Regions from separate parts of the Homo sapiens genome. Here all the other regions are linked to region 3. Evidence: chromatin contacts called from ENCODE Hi-C or POLR2A ChIA-PET data. All regions are on one chromosome and are shown on one strand. The core of a region is the stretch at or near the end of the contact, and the rest is flanking DNA. Distances in the headings are between cores, read along the strand shown.

Region 1 (3,710 bases), core at 372-2,871, 330 kb after region 3:
GATTACAGGCGTGAGCCACCGAGCCAGGTCAAGACCTCTGGCATCTTAAGAGACTTCCTATGAGTTCCTGCCTCCAAACTTTTTTTTTTTTTTTTTTTTTTGAGACAGAGTCTCGCTCTGTCGCCCAGGCTGGAGTGCAGTGGCGGGTATTGGCTTACTGCAACCTCTGCCTCCCGGGTTCAAGCGATTCTCCTGCCTCCACCTCCTGAGTAGCTGGGATTACAGGCACACACTACTACACCTAGCTAATTTTTCTATTTTTATTAGAGGCGGGGTTTCACCATGTTGGTCAGGCTGGTCTCGAACTTCTGACCTCTGGTGATCTACCCACCTCAGCCTCCCAGAGTGCTGGGATTACAGGTGTGAGCCACTGTGCCCGGCCTCCTGCCTCCAAACTTTTGCACAAACCATTCATGTTGTTTTTCTCTTTCCCCTCCAAAGCGTTTCTTCTCCCTCAAAACCTGTTTCCACACTCAACCTCCTCTAGAAGGACTTACCTGACTATGACTTAATGTAACTGCTCCATTACTCAGGAAACCTATGCTCAACATCTTGATGCTACATTTAATTTCTCTAAATGATAAAATATACAAATTCTTGTATATTTGTATGTCTAACCACCCTGCGACAGCCTTTAGGAAAGGTTCCACATCTGCCAACTCCTTTGTATCCTCCATCCAGAACCTGCCTCCCATCCCTACTTTACCCATCCACCTCAGAGACTTCATGGTACAGTGCAGTATACTTGGTGAGTGTTGATGGTTTAAGAGTGTGCCCTGAACAACGAAGGATTTCTTTGAGGCTGAAATCCTGTGGGATCCATGGAATGGGAGTTTCACCTGTCTTTGGCTTCTGCTCCTTTCCCCAGCATGTGTAGAGCTTCTAGAACAGTCCCCAGCAAGAGAGGATCACTTGGTACACCTCTTTCTTATCCTCACTGTCTCCAGTCTCTGCTGTAGGCCTGCTAGTGATGATCAGGATACAGGTTTTAACATGGCCAAGCTGTTAATAACCTGAGATTGGGCACCATGAACAATAAGCATTAAAAGGCAATAACAACAACAACAACATAACCTGTTAATTTTATGCAGGCTTAATTTTTTAAAGAACTATTTCTTCCTAACTTGCTTTTACTCTTCTTCATCTACTTTCTCATACCTATGACTGACAATGATAAGGACACCCACCCACTATACACACCTAATTCCATCCCTCCAAATTTGATTTCGTGTTCTCTAGAGCTGGCGTGTTATGTGACCTATTGTGGGGAGAGGCTCAGCTGAGGGACTCTGTGATGCCAAATGGACAAAGGCACACTTTTTTCTCCAGGTCCCAGCCTGGTGAAAGTCATAGCACCTGAGAATTTGGAGCTGACTCTCTCCTTTGGAAATTGTGCCTTCCAAAAATATATCTTACACTGCCTGTACCTGCATGCAATAGGTTTTGGTTCTTACCAACTGCAGCTTCAGTCTGAACTTGAGTTCTACCCTCATGGATGCAAATCAAAACAGCTCAGAATCAAGTCTGGGAAGCAAGTCGAAGTGGTTTGATTTGCATGGGGAGCTTTTGTCTCTGCATGAAGGCAGCCAAATTCCCTAGGCTCCCCAGCCCTCCGGAAATATGCTTTACAGGACCCGGGGGCCCAGGCCCAGTCGGGTGGGTGTGATTTGAATGTTCTCTGCTACAGCTGCTGCACCGGGCCCTGGTCACTGCTGTTGGTTTCGCTCCATTTTACTGCCTCAGAATCCCCCTGTGCATGTTAGTGGTTAATACAGCAGCCAGGAGACGCCAGACAGCTCTCGGCACCTGGTTCAAATTTAAGGCTCATTTACACATGATGTCACACACGCATTGTCAGCGCGAGGGAGGTCAGGATGGTTCATTTTGGGAAGGTTCACATTGTTGAGTCTTTACAACACTCACTGCTATTAATGCTTTAACCATCTGACTTGGATTTCGGTTTTCTGGCATGAGGTAATCCCAGGCACTAGATTTATATGCTGAATGGGAAGCCAGCAATGGTGGCTAATCATGCTGGTTTGCAGATCTGCACCTCTGGAGCCTTGGGATGGAATTAGAGGGCCACATGGCAAGTAGCAAATCATAGGCGTTTTGAGCAGGAGAGGAATTAGCCAGACCTGGAAGCAGGGGCCATAGATGGGGTGTTGTCTGAGCCAGGAAGTTTGATTGAAGAATGGAAACCAAGGTAAATTGGACAAGGATCTGGGCCCAGAGACCACAGGAATTATTCTACTTTGACCAGTGCTTTGGGTCATTGCTTGAACTGTCCTTTTGCTCATCACTCATAGAAATCCCAGACCCATCTTCCCAGGTCCAGCGTAAGTCTTTCATGTTCCATGAAGCCTTTCCTGACCACCCATCCCACAGCAGGGGCTGAGGTGGTTAGATCACCAGAGGTCAGAAGTTCGAGACCAGCCTGACCAACATGGTGAAACCCCATCTCTAATAAAAATACAAAAATTAGCTAGGCGTAGTAGTGTGTGCCTGTAATCCCAGCTACTCAGGAGGTGGAGGCAGGAGAATCGCTTGAACCCGGGAGGCAGAGGTTGCAGTAAGCCAATACCCGCCACTGCACTCCAGCCTGGGCGACAGAGCGAGACTCTGTCTCAAAAAAAAATTTCTCTCCTGAATCCCTAAGTACTTTTGTTACTGAGTACTTAATTTGTGCGACTAGCTCATTTTACCCTCACAATTCCAAAGGGAAGGCTTTATTATTTCTCTTTTACAGATGACAAGACAGGTTCAGAGAGGTTAAATAATGTATCCAGTGTCAAACTTTTAAAAGTCAGGATGGAATCCTGATTCCAAGCTTAGGTTCTGAACCACTGGGGTAGGCTGTGTAGTACTACATTTTCTGTGGAACGTGGTATCGGTAACATGGGAGAGACAGGCTGTGCCTCAGGAAGATGCCACATGGGAGTGCACAGCAGTGCTGTAGTGCCTCGTGTTTATGTGTAGTCCCAGGTGCCTGGCTGTAAACAACTGCAGGGCAGTGACCATCACCTCTGCTTTTCTGCATCCCCACACTTCCTAACACAGTGTCCCCCAAAGTGTGCATCAATGGATGGATGAATATTAGCACCCCCGCACCACCCTCACCTAAAACATACTGAAAAGTTTGAGATCTTTGGATAACCACCCCATCCCCTGCTGTTGTCTTCTGTCATACGGCTGAAATCGTAAAACTGGTCTGCCTGTCACAGCTCCAGTGAGCCTACTTACTCACTGGAAATTCAGAGAATGTCTTTAGTCCTGTTGACTGCTTTGATTTTGTTTTTTAACTTGTACCAAGACCTGTTGCCATGATGGGTCTCTGCAAATGGGCTTTCTTGTTCCATGAGTCTCTGTTTTAGTCAAGTGAAGGGCACACTCCTTTTCATTGGCCACCTCTTACTTTTCCTCCAAGAGGAGTACTCACTCCCAGAACCCTTTGCTGGGCTCTCATGCCGAGCTTAGGTGCCCCTTCAGTGTGCTTCTGCAGCACTCATTACCCCGTAGTAGCATTGTAGTTTAATTCCTGTTTGCTTGACTGAAGCAGAGACTCACCTGCAGACGCCTGTAGGTGCCTTCCACGTTGCTCAGATGAACAGTAGAGAAGGGTCAGGCCTGCCCTAGGTTTCTACCCCTCTCCTCAAGGCCCTTTCTAGTCACCACGCCACATCCTGCTCATGACTGCAGGGATCATGCCT
Region 2 (3,714 bases), core at 750-3,249, 500 kb after region 3:
ATGGGAACTCTCTATATTTTCTGCTCAATTTTTCTGTAAACCTAAAACTTCTCTAAAAAAGCCATTTTTTAAAAAAAGGTCTAGCATATTTTAAAAAAAGATATAAAGGAAGCAGAGTGAAAGTGGATCTTTTAAACATTTGATTTAAATATCAGTGTTCAGCCACTGAGAGGTTTGGAGTAGTCAAAAAGGGATGTTTTATTTTTTAAATTTTTGTGGGTACATAATAGGTGTATATATTTTGTGGGTACATAGTAGGTGTATATATTTATGGAGTACATGAGCTACTTTGATACAGGCATGCAATGTGTAATAATCACATCAAGGAAAATGGGTATCCATCCCCTCAAGCGTTTATCCTTTGTGTTACAAACAATCCAGCTAGACTCTTTTATTTTTAAATGTACAATTAAATTGTTACTGACTATAGTCACCCTGTTGTGCTATCAAGTACTAGGTCTTATTCGTTCTTTCTAATTATTTTTTGTACCCATTAACCATCCCACTTTCCCTCCACTACCCTTCCCACCCTCTGATAACCATCCTTCTATTCTCTATCTTCATGAGTTCAGTGGTTTTGATCTTTAGCTCCCACAAATAAGTCAGATCACGGGAAGTTTGTCTTTCTGTGCCTGGCTTATTTCACTTAACAAAATGACCTACTGTTCCATTCATGTTGTTGAAAATGGTGGGATCTCTTTCTTTCTTATGGCTGAATGGTATTCCATTGCATATATATGCCACATTTTCTTTATCTGTTCATCTGTGGATGGACACTCAGGTTGCTTCCAAATCTTGGCTATTGTGAACAGTGCTGCAACAAATATGGGAGTGCAGATATCTCTTGGACATACTGATTTCCTTTCCTTTGGGTACATACCCAGCAGTGGGATTGCTGGACCATAGGGTAGCTCTATTTTTAGTTTTTTGAGGAACACTAAATCATTCTGTAAAGTGGTCGTACTAATTAACATTCCCAACAAAACTGTATAAGGGTCTTTTTTTTTTTTTTATTTGTTTTGAGATGGAGTTTCGCTCTGTCGCCCAGGCTGGAGTACAGTGGCACAATCTTGGCTCACTGTAACCTCCACCTACTGACTTCAAGCAATTCTCCTGCCTCAGCCTCCTGAGTAGCTGGGATTACAGGTGCACGCCACCACGCCCAGCTAATTTCTGTATTTTTAGTAGAGACAGGGTTTCACCATGTTGGTCAGGCTGGTCGCGAACTCCTGACCTCGTGATCTGCCTGCCTCAGCCTCCCAAAGTGCTGGGATTACAGGCATGAGCCACCGTGCCCAGCCGAGGGTCTTATTTTTAACATGTCTTTTTTGATCCAGCTCCATCCTCACCAGATTGCTTCCCTCAGTATGGAAACCCATGCCTGCCTCCCTTGGTGTCATATCAGAACTTGGCCGTGGGGCAGCATGATTCCTCGTTGGTCTGTCCTGTGGCTTCAGGAGAAGGCCTTGCTCTGTGGGGAGGAAGGAAGACCGTGACTTTCTCCAGCACACCTTTCCCATGCACCCACAGATTTGGGATCTGGTCTCAACAACCCATGTGAATTTGCTCTGAGTTCCTGACAGAGGAAGCTGCTAAAGTTAAGAACTAACTTCCACCCTTAGTGGACAATCACTTGAGATGCACCAAGGGTTGGACCACCTTGCTCTGCCAAGGTCAGAGCACTCACTGAGGCCAAGCTCCACTCTGGGATGAGATATCTGGCTGAGAGTGGCCTGGACAAATGGAAACAGAGGCAACGTGACTTCCCCTTTCCCTATTTGCACAGCTTGATAATGACACACAGAAAGGAGACACAGTGTATATGTAAGTTTAACAGCACAAGTAAAACTAATAATTTTCCAATAAGAAGTGACCAATTTATTCAAAATTTGAGAAGTTTAAAGTACAGACTTGAAGCCTACTGTTCAAACACAGTCATTATTAAAGTATACATTTCTCAAACATTGCAATCCCACCTCCAAAGCCACAGATTCTTTTCTCCTTAGTCTCTCAGGCCTGAAAGTCTTTGTCCGTATTTCTTCATTCTGCAGCCTGACGGTCACGCCCCTGGTACTGAATACACACACACAAGCAAGGGACTCTTCTGAGCGTATGGTGGGCAAGAGAGACCTCTGCTGGATGAATGATGGCAAACAAGCGCTGCTCGGCCTTAGCAGAAAAACAAGAAACAGTTTTTACAGTGGTGCTTTTGGAGGAGGAGAAAAATTGTTTTTGTTTTAAAATCACCTTTTAAACTCTATGAGATTAAAAACCAACCCCATAATATATGTTTTTTTAGGTTTCTAGAAACACCGTTTGTGGACTGTGCCATTTCTACAGCCCTTTAATACTTATGTTAAGCAATTTTTTAAGAGCTCCGTATATTCTGCACCCAGGTTCTAAGAGCAGCTTAACTGCCTAATAGCTGGACTGTTTCTTTTCTAATTGCCTGCCAGTGTTGCACATTTTCTGTGCACAGGCAGGGATGCGTGAGGCATGATTCTCATAGACCCAAAATCAGGATGGACTTCAAGACTGAGTTTTCAGAACTCCTGGGGAAAGGAGATGTGTTTGAGATAGGTCAGCAGGGGACAAAAGCATTCAAAGAAAACTTGGCACACCTTGCCAGACTTTTCCCCTTGGCTGCATATTTTCAGAATCCTTAGGTCCTTCACTGGGGTGGGGGGCAGGGAGAGTGAGTGCTTTTGAAAAGAGGAAGTTCCCTTGCACACAGCATATATCCTGATGCATTAAAATATGCTCAAGTTTGCAGTGTCCTCTTTACACACTGTGTTTCAGGGGCACAGCAAAGGCAGAGCTTGGTGGTTCAACTCTCTGCCTCTCATATAATGCCTAATTATACTGGTTTCTAATCTGACTCTGCCTAATTAGGCAACGGTGCGCAAGTTTTCCAAATTTCCTAAGCCTCGGTTTCCTCCTCTGCAAAATTGGATTGGTTGTAGTGTCCACTGCAAAGTGTTACTAGGAGAGTTTGATGAGATAATATATGGTCAGTGCTTAGCATAGTGGTGGCTGGCCTATAGTAAATGTTCAATGAACACAGGTATAATTATTAAAGGTGAGGTAAACACGTACACAAATGTTTGTGTACATGTTTCCTTCCTTCTTCCCTCCCTCCCTCCTCCCTCCCTCCCTCCCTCCCTCCCTCCCTCCCTTCCTTCCTTCCTTCCTTTCTTCTTTCAACAAATATTTATAGAGTTTCTACTATGTCGAAACTCTATGCGAGACATTGAGGAGTATAAAAAGCTGAAAAAGTTATGTTTCTATTCTCAGAGAGCTTTCAGTCTCTCTCATGTTTTATCATTTGGATATAGATCAGTGATTCTAAAAGCTGTTTGCTAACATCCCAGAATGGCCTTAGAAGAAAATTCCCCAAATTCTCAGGAAAATAAATAACAAGCTTTTACCTGAAATATTGATTTATGCCTTTCCAATCTTAAAAGACAGAAAAAGTCGTGATAAAAATCATGCTAGACCAGGCACGGTGGCTCATGCTTGTAATCTCAGCACTTTGGGAGGCCAAGGTAGGAGGATTGCTTGAGCTTAGGAGTTTGAGACCAGCCTGGGCAACATAGGGAGACTTCCATCTCTACAAAAAAATGTTTTTAATTAGCCGGGTGTGGTGGTGTAAGCCTGTAGTCCCAGCTACTCGGGAGGCTGAGACGGGAGAATCACTTGAGCTCGGGAGGTAGA
Region 3 (3,588 bases), core at 40-2,539:
GTGAGCTATGAGTGTGCCACTATATTCCAGCCTGGGTGACAGAGTGAGGCTCTGTCTCAAAGCAAACAAACAAAAAACACTTTGGAGAATGCTGTTTTAAGTTTTGACTCAGTAACTAATTTTGTAAGAAATTTCATATTACTCTACCATTGTACTACTTATTATTATTATTTTTTGAGATGGAGTCTCACTCTGTTGCCCAGGCTAGAGTGCAGTGGTGTGATCTTGGCTCACTGCAACCTCTGCCTCCTGGGTTGGAGCAGTTCTCCTGCCTCAGCTTCCCGAGTAGCTGGGATTACAGGTACGCACCACCATGCCCGACTAATTTTTGTATTTTTAGTAGAGACAGGGTTTTGCCATGTTGGCCAGGCTAGTCTTGAACTCCTGACCTCAGGTGACCCACCCACCTTGGCCTCCCAGAGTGCTGGGATTACAGGCGTGAGCCACCGCACCTGGCTTGCACTAGTTATTTATTGCTGTCTAACAAATTATCCTAAAACTAAATGGCTTAAAATAACAAACATTTATTTTCTCACGGTTCTTGTGCATCAGGAATTTGGGCATGGCTGAGCTGGGTAGTTTTGGCTCAGGGTGTCTCATGAGATTGCAATCAAGTTTCAGCTGGGGCTCTATTCATTTGAAGGCTTGACTGGAGTTGGAGGATAAACAGTTGACCATTAAACAACATGAGTTTGAAGTGTGTGTCCACTTATATGTGGATTTCAAAAAACAAAACAAATAAGAATTGAAAATACAGTATTCACAGTATGCAAAACCCCATGTATATGGAGGGCTGACTGTATTAAGCTCACTCATGTGGTTTTTGTCAGGAGTCCTCAGTTCTTTACTGTTATTTTTTGGCTAGAGGTGTCAGTTCTTTGTCACATGGGCCTCTCCTAAGGATTTCTTCAGTGTTCGCACAACATAGTAGCTTTCTTCTCCTCAGGTGGATGATTCAAGAGAGAGACAAACAGAAGCCACGATGTCTTCTATGAACATCATTCAGACACCATCGTTTCTGCTGCATTCTGTTTGTTCAGAGTCCTAAATACAGCTCACATTCAGAGGAAGGGGAATTGGGCTTCCCCTTTTGATGAAAGAAGTATAAAGAATTTGTGGCCATATGTAAAACCACACCAACCACATATGTATATTTATCACTGGAATACCTTGAATCCAAGAGGGCTCCCAGTGATTTTTGTCTCCTACTTTTTATGTCCTTGCTTAGTTTCTCCCTGATTGTATCAGGGTTGCTTGTATAACCAATCGAATATGGTAGAAGTTTCTCATTTCCAAGGCTAGGTCTTTAACAAAGACTTTGTGGCTTTCCATGTGGTTACTCTCTATGTTCTTGGGCAACTTGCTGTCATGAAAGACAGTTTATGTGTCGTCAGCAGCCTTATGAAGTTCCGTGTGGTTAAGAACTGAGACCTTCTACTAACCGCCAAGTCAGTGAGCCATCTTAGTCTTCAGTCCCAGTCCTGTCTTCAGATGACTGCAGCCCCAGCTGATATCTTGACAAATAAGCTGCTCCTGGATTCCTGACACTGAGAAATTTTGTGAGATAATAAATTGTTTATTGTTTTAAGCTGTCAAGCTTGGTGGTGTTTTGTTATGCAGCAACAGATAACTAATAGAATCCCTTCATCTTTATTAAAACAAAAGGCACATTGCCAAAAGCTGTACACATATTAGGGATTTTATTTTTTTTTTAATAATAGGGAGAAATTTCTTCTTTTTTTTTTTTTTTTTTGAGACCGAGTCTCGCTCTGTCGCCCAAGCTGGAGTTGGAGTGCAGTGGCACGATCTTGGCTCACTGCAACCTCCGCCTCCCAGGTTCAAGCGATTCTGCTGTCTCGCTCTCCTGAGTAGCTGGGACTACAGGCGTGTGCCACCACACCTGGTTGATTTTTTTTTTATTTTTAGTAGAGACGGGGTTTCACCGTGTTAGCCACGATGGTCTCGATCTCCTGACCTTGTGATCTGCCCGCCTCGGCCTCCCAAAGTGCTGGGATTATAGGCGTGAGCCACCGCGCCTGGCAATAGGGAGAAATTTCTAAGGGCGCATGTTCAACAAGCCATTGTCATTAGAGAAGTGGCTTTTGTTCAGAGGCATATGAACTACTTTTATTCAGAAGTAATCAAGGGGGAATCTAGTAGTATTGTAAAGGTAAACATTTTAATATCATGTAAGATGTGATAATAATTTAGTGTTTTTAGTGAGAATCCTGTAAGCTTCCTGTCATTGACTAAGGTCTGGATTACATTCTATAACGCATGAAGTAGCAATTTGAGAAACTAATTCTTTATAAAAATACTTTCACCTTGTTAATAGATTTGTTTCTGTAAGTAAGAAATACAGTGGAGTTGAATCTTATGTGGAATTTGTATATACGTATTTTTTTTTTCCAGAGACAAAATCTCACTCTGTTGCCTGGGCTAGAGTGCAGTGGCATGATCACGGCTCACTGTAACTTCAAACCTCTGGGCTCAGGAACCCTTCTGCCTCAACCTCCCAAGTAGCTAGGACTATAGGTGTGTGCCACCATGCCTACCTAATTTTTTTTTTTTTAGTTGCCCAGGCTGGAATGCAGTGAAGTGATCTCAGCTCACTGCAACCTCTGCCTCCCAGGTTCAAGTGATTCTTCTGCCTCAGCCTCCAGAATAGCTGGGACTGCAGGCACGTGCCACCACACCTGGCTACTTTTTGTATTTTTAGTGGAGACGGGGTTTCACCATGTTGGCCAGGATGTTCTTGATCTCCTGACCTCATGATCCACCCGCCCTGGCCTCCCAAAGTGCTGGTATTACAGGCGTGAGCCACTGTGCCTGGCCTAATTTTTTATTTTTTGTAGAGACAGGGTCAGGCTTTGTTGTCCATACTGGTCTTGAACTCTTAGGCTCAAGCCATCCTCCTGCCTCGTCCTCCCAAAGTGTTGGGATTGTAGGCTAGTCACTGCACACAGCCTGGAATTTGTATTCTAAAGTCATGTAAAGCAGAAAATATAGTGAAGATTACCCTTAATATTAAGGATCAGAAATTGTCCATATGGGTAAATAATTTTTCATTAAACCTAGCGCAGCCAGTTTTCCTTCCAGCATAGTAATAAATCAGTATTCCTCACCTGAACAGCAGATGAAGTAATTGGCTCTTGTTTTGGCATTATACTGAAAAGACTTACCTTTAAACACTGTCATATATAGTCCAATAAGATGCTTGTCCTAGGAGAGGCATTGAAACTGAGTGCAACAGAGGGAACAGCAGAGTGACATCTCTCATTTTATGATTACTCTGGGGTATAGAGATAGTCACTGAGAGGAGAGGCTGGGGAAATGGGACCGCTTTCTAAAAATGTATCTCTGTCTCTTTTTGCTGAACATATATAAGTGAATTTGTGTAAGTATGCACATGATGTGATGCCATTGTGTAATGCTTCTGAAACGTAAATACTTGTCTTTTTTTGGGAAATGTAGACTTTTTATTTCTTTCATTATGATGCTTAGATTATTTGATAGCCTATTTAATGGACTATGGGATAAGAAAGATTGAGTTTTGTTAACTTACATATAGCACAATGTGGGAACCTC
Region 4 (3,746 bases), core at 1,097-3,596, 350 kb after region 3:
TGGCATGGACGGGGTGCTGCCTCCAAGATCTCTGCATGCTCTGTAGCTCAGCTTTGTCAGCCTCCAGCATGTAACCGTTGTCAGAACTGGGCCTTGGTCTCCAGGATGGACAGCCCAAACCATCCGAGTCAGGAATTGACCTGTATGAATCTTTTGTCTCCTTAATTTGCTATCCTCATGGTTTCAAAACATGAAGTCAAAACACATGCTTGACCACAGCCCAAGCCTTAAAGAGCACATTAGTCCTGGTGCCTATTTAGGTTTAGAAACTTAATGCATCAGGTGAGGCTAATGTGCTTCAAATATTAGACTCTCAAGCAAGTGCTTTTCTCAAGGAAACTGTCCCCTTTGAGGTACCTGGCATTTCAAGCCAACTTGGGACACATCAAGTGTCAATAAAGTTTGATACATCATAGCAGCCATCCCAGCCTTCTATCAAAAGTGTCATAGTGCTACTAGCATTAGGAAATGAAATATGCAAAACCTGCATTTCTATTTTTGGTCATGCTCTGCAGCGTGCTTCCTAGAATAAATTGCCACTGCACAGCAGGATTCAAGGAAACAGTGCTGACAGCCTCACTCTCCTTGCATTGTGATGCACAGAGATCAGCAGGCTGCCGATTTGTGTCCTGAATGAAAAATGGATTCCAGGTAGAAGAACTGTGGCTCCTGACCATTTCCTGGATCTCGCTCAAGAGAATGTACACAAGTATTTATTTATAGCTGCTCAACTCCTTTTCAGACACACTCTAAATTTATTATTCCTGAAATCGAATGAGTTGTAATCACTGATTATGGAAACATTGAGCAATTTCAAGGCAGGCTGGGGAGGAAACTTTTGTCATCAGACTCTCCTGCATTACATCCTGCCTGGCAGTGACTTAACAATTTCATTGTCTGTATTTTCACACTTGTGAAATGGGGAAATACCACTTGTATTGCAGAATTATTATGAAGATTGGAAAGAATAACCAAACAGTGCAGGACACAGAGTAGGCCCTCAAGAAATAGTTTTGGTTTTCATTGTTAAGACTTGTTTAGGGAAGGGAAGTGAGCTCCTTTAGCAGTTCAAGGTTTCCCTCCCACTCTGGGACAGGGTGGTAGAGGTATGAGAGTAGAGACTGCTGAGAGAATATGGTCTCTTTCATTGTGCTCTGTTTTCTCCTTTTGGCCTCATGGGGAGGCATGGACGGGTGTCATCAAAGGGTGACTTGAGGAAGTAGGAGAGCAAATGGCTTCTCCCTGGTTCTCAGAAGTCTAGGTCCCTCACCTGGCTCTTATCCACAATGCCTGTGCTGTTGGTAATAGTTCACGTGCACATGTCTCCTCCAGTTAGGTTGAAAAAAATCCTGCTGGCTCGCACTCCAACATGGGCTGCTTTGTATGTCTCCCTGGCAAGGCACACAGCAAATATTGGTTGTTGCCTTTGGAGGCCAGGTTAGCACAAAGCAAATAGGGCTTGGGTGGGCTCAGGGACAACTAAAGGGGTTGGATGACTAACTCCCTTTTCTGTGACCATCCCTGCCTCTTGTTTACTCCACTGAAAAAGGGCGTAGGGAGGTCAGTTGCCGCTGCTGATCTGCACAAAGGTCAAAGGCAGAGCCACCGAAAGTAGTCTGCTCCTGTTTTTGAAGCTTTCTTCTGTGGGTAATATTGCACTTTGTAAACACTTGGTACTCAATAAATTCCAGCACACATATGGAAGCAATGGTGCCAACTAGCTGGATTGAAAGTACTCGATACCCAGTGTCCAGAGCATTGGCTAATGGAGAGGAAGAGGTTCCCTCCACTTCTGACTATGGGTGTGCGGCACAAGCCCCTGGCGGGCCTCACACACCCTACTTAGCACCTGTCAATCTCCTGTCCTCTGTGAAAGAGCCTGCATTTCTCCCTGTTGGGCCCGCCACTTCTCCAGGATTTTTTCAGTGCTGTCTGTCCAAGTCTTTCTTCTGCTGGAAGTGTGGGAATGGGAAGTCAGCTCTAGCCATGGCTACAAATAATTCACCTTTCCAGCAGCCTGCGGGTTTTCTTCTTACCGGTACAACAGTGAGTCTCATTCTCAGAATCTCTGAGGCCTGGCCAGTGAGGCCCCTATTCTTCTTCCCCTGGCAGAGGCCAGCTCTGATGGTGTCCCCACCCAAAGGGCAGACACCCATGTGATTTCAGTGGTTCGGAGGAATAGGAACGGAATGGAAGGGTGAGGTCTTTTCTGCTGAAGCTCAAAGCACTGTGGATACAGGCCCATATGCGTAGCCTGAATCAGGGGCACTGAGTTCACTCTGCTCAGTTTGCTTATATGTTAGTTTATGGCAGCTGTGGTTGCAAATAGGATCAAATTGTGCAGTTTTTAATTCCGTGTAATGCTGCTGTGAAGATGGACTTAACTGCTTTTCAGTACAGTCATTATGACTCTCTTAACTTCCCTTACTCATGAAACCTAGCATGAGTCATGGCTGGAGAATCTCACTCCACCCCACGGCCCCCACTGTCCCGAGAAGCAGAAAGGCTGGGTTCCTGGGGTTTTTCTTCCTGGCAGTAAACCCCCTCCTCCCTGCAGGACTGTTATAACTGATCCACAGTTAGAACATCAGGGAGCCCATAACCACGCAGGGCGGGGGTTTCTCCTTACCAGCTTGCTCCCCATGCAGCAGGGAAGCGGGTGTCTGCTGCAAATCTCCCCGTGTGGGGGGATGGGAAGAACAATGAGGCTGAACAGACACAAAGGGAGCTGTCCTGTGCCCAGACAGCCCCAGTGACATCTTCAGGCCCAGCCAGGATCCTCCCTTCCCAAAATGGAGCCTGTTTGCTCCCAGTATTAGTAGGGCTCTTTCGATTGCAAAGGACAAAAACTCCTCACTTAGGCTGCTATATTCGTTTGCTAGGGCTGTCTTAACAAAGTCCCACAGACTGGATGGCTCAAATATGGATTGTCTCACAGTTCTGGAGACTGGAAGGCCAAGATCAAGTTGTCTGCAGGGTTGATTCCTTCTGAGGCCTCTCTCCTCAGCTTGCAGAAGACTGTCTTCTCTGCAAATGCATGTGGTCCTCCATCTGCATATGTCTATGTCTTCCTCTTTTAAAAGGACACACTCCTGTTGGATTAGGCTCCACCCTCGTGACCTCATTTAACCGTAATTGCCTCTTTAAAGACCCTATCTCCACTTAAGGTCACATTCTGAGGGACTGGGGGTTAGGACTTCAACATGCCAGTTTTCTGGTGGGAGGACAAAATTACTTGGCTTCCCAGAGCAAAAGCCTGTTTAAGGATGTTGATGGCCTGGAGCTGAGCAAGGCCAATGTGGGGCAGCCCCAGACAGCTTTCCACTTCTGTCTCCACAGCCTTTCCATTCCCTCTGGTTGAAGTCAGGTGTTTCTGTTATATGCACTCCTAACACCCCTCTGTTTTCCACATGGATTTACCACCTCTGTATTTAAATAATGTGTTGTGAAGTCATTTGGTTAATGTCCATCTTCCTGGTTAGATGGAAGCATCAGGGCCGCTAGACGAGTCACCGTCTTCTTTGCAGCAACCCTAGTACTTGGCCCAGGCTGGGCACATAAAAGATGCTCAATTCATAGTTGCTGAATTGAAAGTCCTTTGCTCTTGGTGCTTCTGCTCCTCTGCCTCCTTACTGGCCAGTCAACCCCACAGTAGCCTTGATCCACTTGGCCAGCATTTCAGACAGTCACATTCCATTATTTCACTTCATATAATTTATACTACAGGGGAGATGATATTTCTTTTA
Region 5 (3,714 bases), core at 332-2,831, 420 kb after region 3:
GTTAATCTAGTTTTCTCTTGCAGATAAAATTGCCTATGAGAAACTTGAATTATGTTCACATTGTCCCCAATACTTTAATTCAATCACAATAAATTCACATTTTAAAAACAAGTGTTAATAACCAACTGTATATGTACCTCTGTTCATGTATTTTCTCATTTGATCATGTTAATAATTCTGGGAGGTAGATAGGAAAGTTAATATTCCCATTACACGGATGGAAAAAACTGACTCTGAGGAATGTCCCACAGCTTGGAAATGAGTCTGGAAATACCAGAAGTTAAGATAAGAGCTCTGACCACGTTTAAGTCCCTGTTCCTACTAGTTCCTAAAGCCAGTTCAACTCACTGTCTTCTGCAAGTTGGGTGTTGTGAGCCAAGGAATTTTCTTCTTTTGCTTAAAGTAGTTTGAGGTGGGTTTTTGGGTTGTTTTGTTTTGTTTTGTTTTGTTTGAGACAGAGTTTCACTCTTGTCACCCAGGCTGGAGTGCAGTGGCACTATCTCGGCTCACTGCAACCTCTACCTCCCGGGTTCAAGTGATTCTCCTGCCTCAGCCTCCCAAGTAGCTGGTATTACAGGCGCCCACCAGCACGCCCGGCTGATTTTTGTATTTTTAGTAGAGACAGGGTTTCACCATGTTGGCCAGGCTAGTCTCGAACTCCTGACCTCAGGTGATCCACCCGCCTCAGCCTCCCAAAGTGCTGGAATTACAGGCATGAGCCACCGCGCCTGGCCTCCAGGTGGGTTTTTTGAGTAATGCAGAGCCTCAGTGAATATGGGGTTACCTAGGTAATATTCAAATTCTCTACCAGCTCTGACTTTCTGCCACGTTTTGATTTTTAAACTAACTCTCTTCAGGTAGAGGGCACTGTAAACTTCAAGGTTTGCCTTTGAAACAGGAGGCTCTGCCTGTGCCGTGCTGTGCTGCAGGCACAGGATAAAGGAAAATTGTTCCTTCATCCCCTGGGTGCTGGCGGAGAAAGTCCCCGGTCAGAGAAGCTGGGAACTTTCTTTTGGAGGGGATTGGCTAGGTTTGCACCCATTTAGACATGGCCTTTTCTAAAGACAGTGACCCTTCACTGTTCCTGTCACTGCCATTGCGATCTGTGTCATCAGCCTTGCTCACCGGCAGAGCAGATGCTCTGGGTGTAGTGGATCCTCCTCTTTCCCCTAGTCCTGTGGTGTCCCGACTGCTCCCAGTCAAACCCAGCCGAGTGACAGGAAGGGATTCCAACATTGGGCTCAAGCATGACTACTCCTGCTGCTGCTCTTCAGTGAGCACCCCTCCGTGCCCTGGGCCTCTGAGAAGCACTTCACATATTCATTCATTACTTTCACTGGTATTTGTTGAGAGCCCATCATGTGCCAGGATGATTCTTTTTTGTGTGGTTTATTTCATTTACTTCCTACAATTGGAATGCCCAAACAGACTGGCTCCAAGCCCACGCGCCTACCCCTGTGCCTTTCTGCTTCTCTCATTCAAGGTTGCTAGACACTCAGTCTGCCCCAATCATTTTCCTACTTACTGGAGACCTGAAAAACTTGTCAATGACCTTCCCATGACCGGGATAACAATTTCTAAACTTGTCACTGCCTGTTATGTGTGGGTACAGATGTATTTCCCTTCCACTTTGATAGCATATGCATGAGTGTCACCTTTGTGCAGGTTTTGATGAGCTTTAGGCTCCCTTCCTCCCCCCGCCCCTTCCTGTCTTTCTTTCTTTCTTATTTTCAAATTCATGCACTGGGACCTGCTCTACAAACTTGAGAGAAAAAGTGAAAGAACAAAGAAGGCAGAGCAATCTAAATACCGAAAGTGTTTTTTTTTTTTTTAAACTTCATGAATGGGGCCTTTGAACTCGCCAGCCATAGCTCCTTCCTAACCTGTACCTTTCATGTCCTGTTTCCAGCTGGCATGGAAAATCTGAGGTGCCCTGGTCCTGAGCCTGTGCTGAAACCTGGCCGTGGGTTGTGTCTCTCATTCCTCCATCAGCAGTGGCAGCCACAGTTGCTGGAGCGGAGGTGAGCCAGGCACTTCCTGCCAGGCGCTAAAGTCCATTGCAACAGTCACAGAACCAAGCTGGGAAGGGAAACAAGCCTGCATGAGCCTTTGCCCAATGTGCCCAAGGACAGCCACAACAAAAAAGGACGAGGAGAAATTCTTGCATCCAGTGGGCATGGGGCTGGGGAGGAAGGGGGTGTTTCTGGGTGCTGGGACTTTCTGCCATGACTATAACCCAGGTTCTCAGCACAAGGGATGTGATTCATGGCCAAGAAATTCCCCATGGCCTTGGATGACATTTACATTGATTACTTCTGAGTCACATTTCTGGGAGAATATTTTTTTTTTCTCACCAAAGGCAAACTGAAGGGAAAATGGCATGGATAGTGGTTTGGAGACAACAGAGGAAATGGGGTCACTTGTGTTATTAGTAGAAGAGTTAAAGACATGCAAGAATGGAAAGAAAAACAAGGCCAAAAAGAAAGGACATTAAGAGGTGGGAATCATCTCCGAGTGGAATGAGGAGAATTGAGGTCTCAGGATTTGTAGTTTCATAACTCTGGGGATGAAGGGATGGGGGCAGCCGAAATGGACTCTGCCCTTTTGTCTCTTGTAACGACAGAAATTTAGAATGTAAGAGTTGGGGCCATCACTCACGCATTTATTTCACAAGTATTTGTTGAGCACCTTTGGTCTTCCAGATTCTAGGCACGGGAGATGTAGTGGGGGAACAATGTAAAGTCCTGCCCTGGTGGCATTTATCTCAGTGGAAGAGAAAGACAACAAAGGAATGGCCAATCAAATGGTACATTTTAATTCGACCCTTTTGACTTATTAACAGAAATGCAACAGATCCAGGATGGTGAGAACATGCACACTTTGCTGCACCAGGGGGGAGGACAAAGGAATGTGACTCGTCAGTGGCACTGGACTTCAGCAGTTCAAAGGGTTGTCTTGGAGTCCTGACTCTCCCCTTTCCTGGAAGAATAGGCAGGGGTGTGGGCCTGCTTGGAAGGGGAAAAATAGAGGGTGTCCCTGATCCCCCTATTATGTATGTTCTAAGCCTCATCCAAGTAAAAGCCTTCTTAATGCAAATGTAGAAGATGTCAGTTAAACCATGAACTCCAGAAGTGTGTCTGAAAACAAGAAAGCAATGTCCCAAGTCCAGTAAGATTTTAATTTTTTTTTTTTTCAGACAGGGTCTCACTTTGTTGCCCAGGCTGGTCTCAAACTCCTGGCTTCAAGCGATCCTCCCACCTTGGCCTCCCAAAGTGCCAAGATTATAAGCATGAGCCACTGTGTCCAGCCTTCCAGTAGGATCTTAAACCACCAACAGAAAAACAAAACAAACAGAAAACACTTTTCACCAGATTAGCATGACTTCTGCTTGACTTGGAATAATAAATCTCAGGCTATGTCTTACAAAGCATTATTTGTGGCCAACAGGCAGGAATTTGCAAAGCAAAGGAAAGCAATATTGAGGAGTACAATGCGCCAAGCATCAGTTATCAAAGATCTGGGTTCCCATCTGGGCTTGCCACTCACTGGCCCCCGGAGGGAGTCCTATAAGCTGGGTAGATGGAAAACAGAACATCAAGAGACCCAGGGAAGGACTCAACCAGGATGGGAACAGGCATGGCTAGAGAGAAGGTGGGCACCCGAAAAGACGAGATCAACTGGACCAACATCAAGAGCTGCAGTGAGCGGCTGGGA

Evidence for each region. A loop is a pair of places that touch in the nucleus more often than their neighbours do. ChIA-PET counts read pairs that join two places held with the same protein, here RNA polymerase II (POLR2A). Pooled maps may share reads with other maps.
Region 1: a pooled map shows a loop between it and region 3 (3-fold over the local background). The contact joins two enhancer-like sites. A Hi-C loop is called at or near these places in 1 of 37 single-sample maps with no recorded cell type and 3 of 50 pooled maps. POLR2A ChIA-PET finds 5 or more read pairs at or near these places in 1 of 52 experiments (OCI-LY7).
Region 2: a loop to region 3 is called in a pooled map, with 3 times the contacts of the local background. The contact joins two enhancer-like sites. A Hi-C loop is called at or near these places in 1 of 168 maps with a recorded cell type or tissue (PC-3) and 7 of 50 pooled maps. POLR2A ChIA-PET finds 5 or more read pairs at or near these places in 1 of 52 experiments (WTC11).
Region 4: a pooled map shows a loop between it and region 3 (5-fold over the local background). The contact joins two enhancer-like sites. A Hi-C loop is called at or near these places in 3 of 37 single-sample maps with no recorded cell type and 6 of 50 pooled maps.
Region 5: a pooled map shows a loop between it and region 3 (8-fold over the local background). The contact joins two enhancer-like sites. A Hi-C loop is called at or near these places in 1 of 37 single-sample maps with no recorded cell type and 10 of 50 pooled maps. POLR2A ChIA-PET finds 5 or more read pairs at or near these places in 3 of 52 experiments (A549, activated T-cell and endothelial cell of umbilical vein).

The regions. Positions count from the first base shown.
Region 1 is chr14:61,079,055-61,082,764 of GRCh38, forward strand. It overlaps a transcript of SLC38A6 not described here. Among named protein-coding and RNA genes, the nearest start is that of SLC38A6, 100 kb to the left of the region's middle. Within about 2 kb of position 1,622, at least 2 of the 41 ENCODE cell types and tissues checked have a DNase peak (open chromatin) inside an H3K27ac peak, as active enhancers do.
Region 2 is chr14:61,250,837-61,254,550 of GRCh38, forward strand. It overlaps a transcript of PRKCH not described here. Among named protein-coding and RNA genes, the nearest start is that of TMEM30B, 29 kb to the right of the region's middle. Within about 2 kb of position 2,000, at least 5 of the 41 ENCODE cell types and tissues checked have a DNase peak (open chromatin) inside an H3K27ac peak, as active enhancers do.
Region 3 is chr14:60,752,607-60,756,194 of GRCh38, forward strand. All of the region lies in intron 1 of MNAT1 (MNAT1 component of CDK activating kinase), which reads left to right. Among named protein-coding and RNA genes, the nearest start is that of MNAT1, 20 kb to the left of the region's middle. RefSeq lists enhancers at 770-1,049, 1,460-1,509. Within about 2 kb of position 1,290, at least 5 of the 41 ENCODE cell types and tissues checked have a DNase peak (open chromatin) inside an H3K27ac peak, as active enhancers do.
Region 4 is chr14:61,101,490-61,105,235 of GRCh38, forward strand. No RefSeq gene overlaps it. Among named protein-coding and RNA genes, the nearest start is that of SLC38A6, 120 kb to the left of the region's middle. RefSeq lists enhancers at 1-597, 1,861-3,060, 2,430-3,344. Within about 2 kb of position 2,347, at least 22 of the 41 ENCODE cell types and tissues checked have a DNase peak (open chromatin) inside an H3K27ac peak, as active enhancers do.
Region 5 is chr14:61,176,595-61,180,308 of GRCh38, forward strand. No RefSeq gene overlaps it. Among named protein-coding and RNA genes, the nearest start is that of TMEM30B, 100 kb to the right of the region's middle. RefSeq lists enhancers at 1,059-1,560, 1,675-2,874. Within about 2 kb of position 1,582, at least 10 of the 41 ENCODE cell types and tissues checked have a DNase peak (open chromatin) inside an H3K27ac peak, as active enhancers do.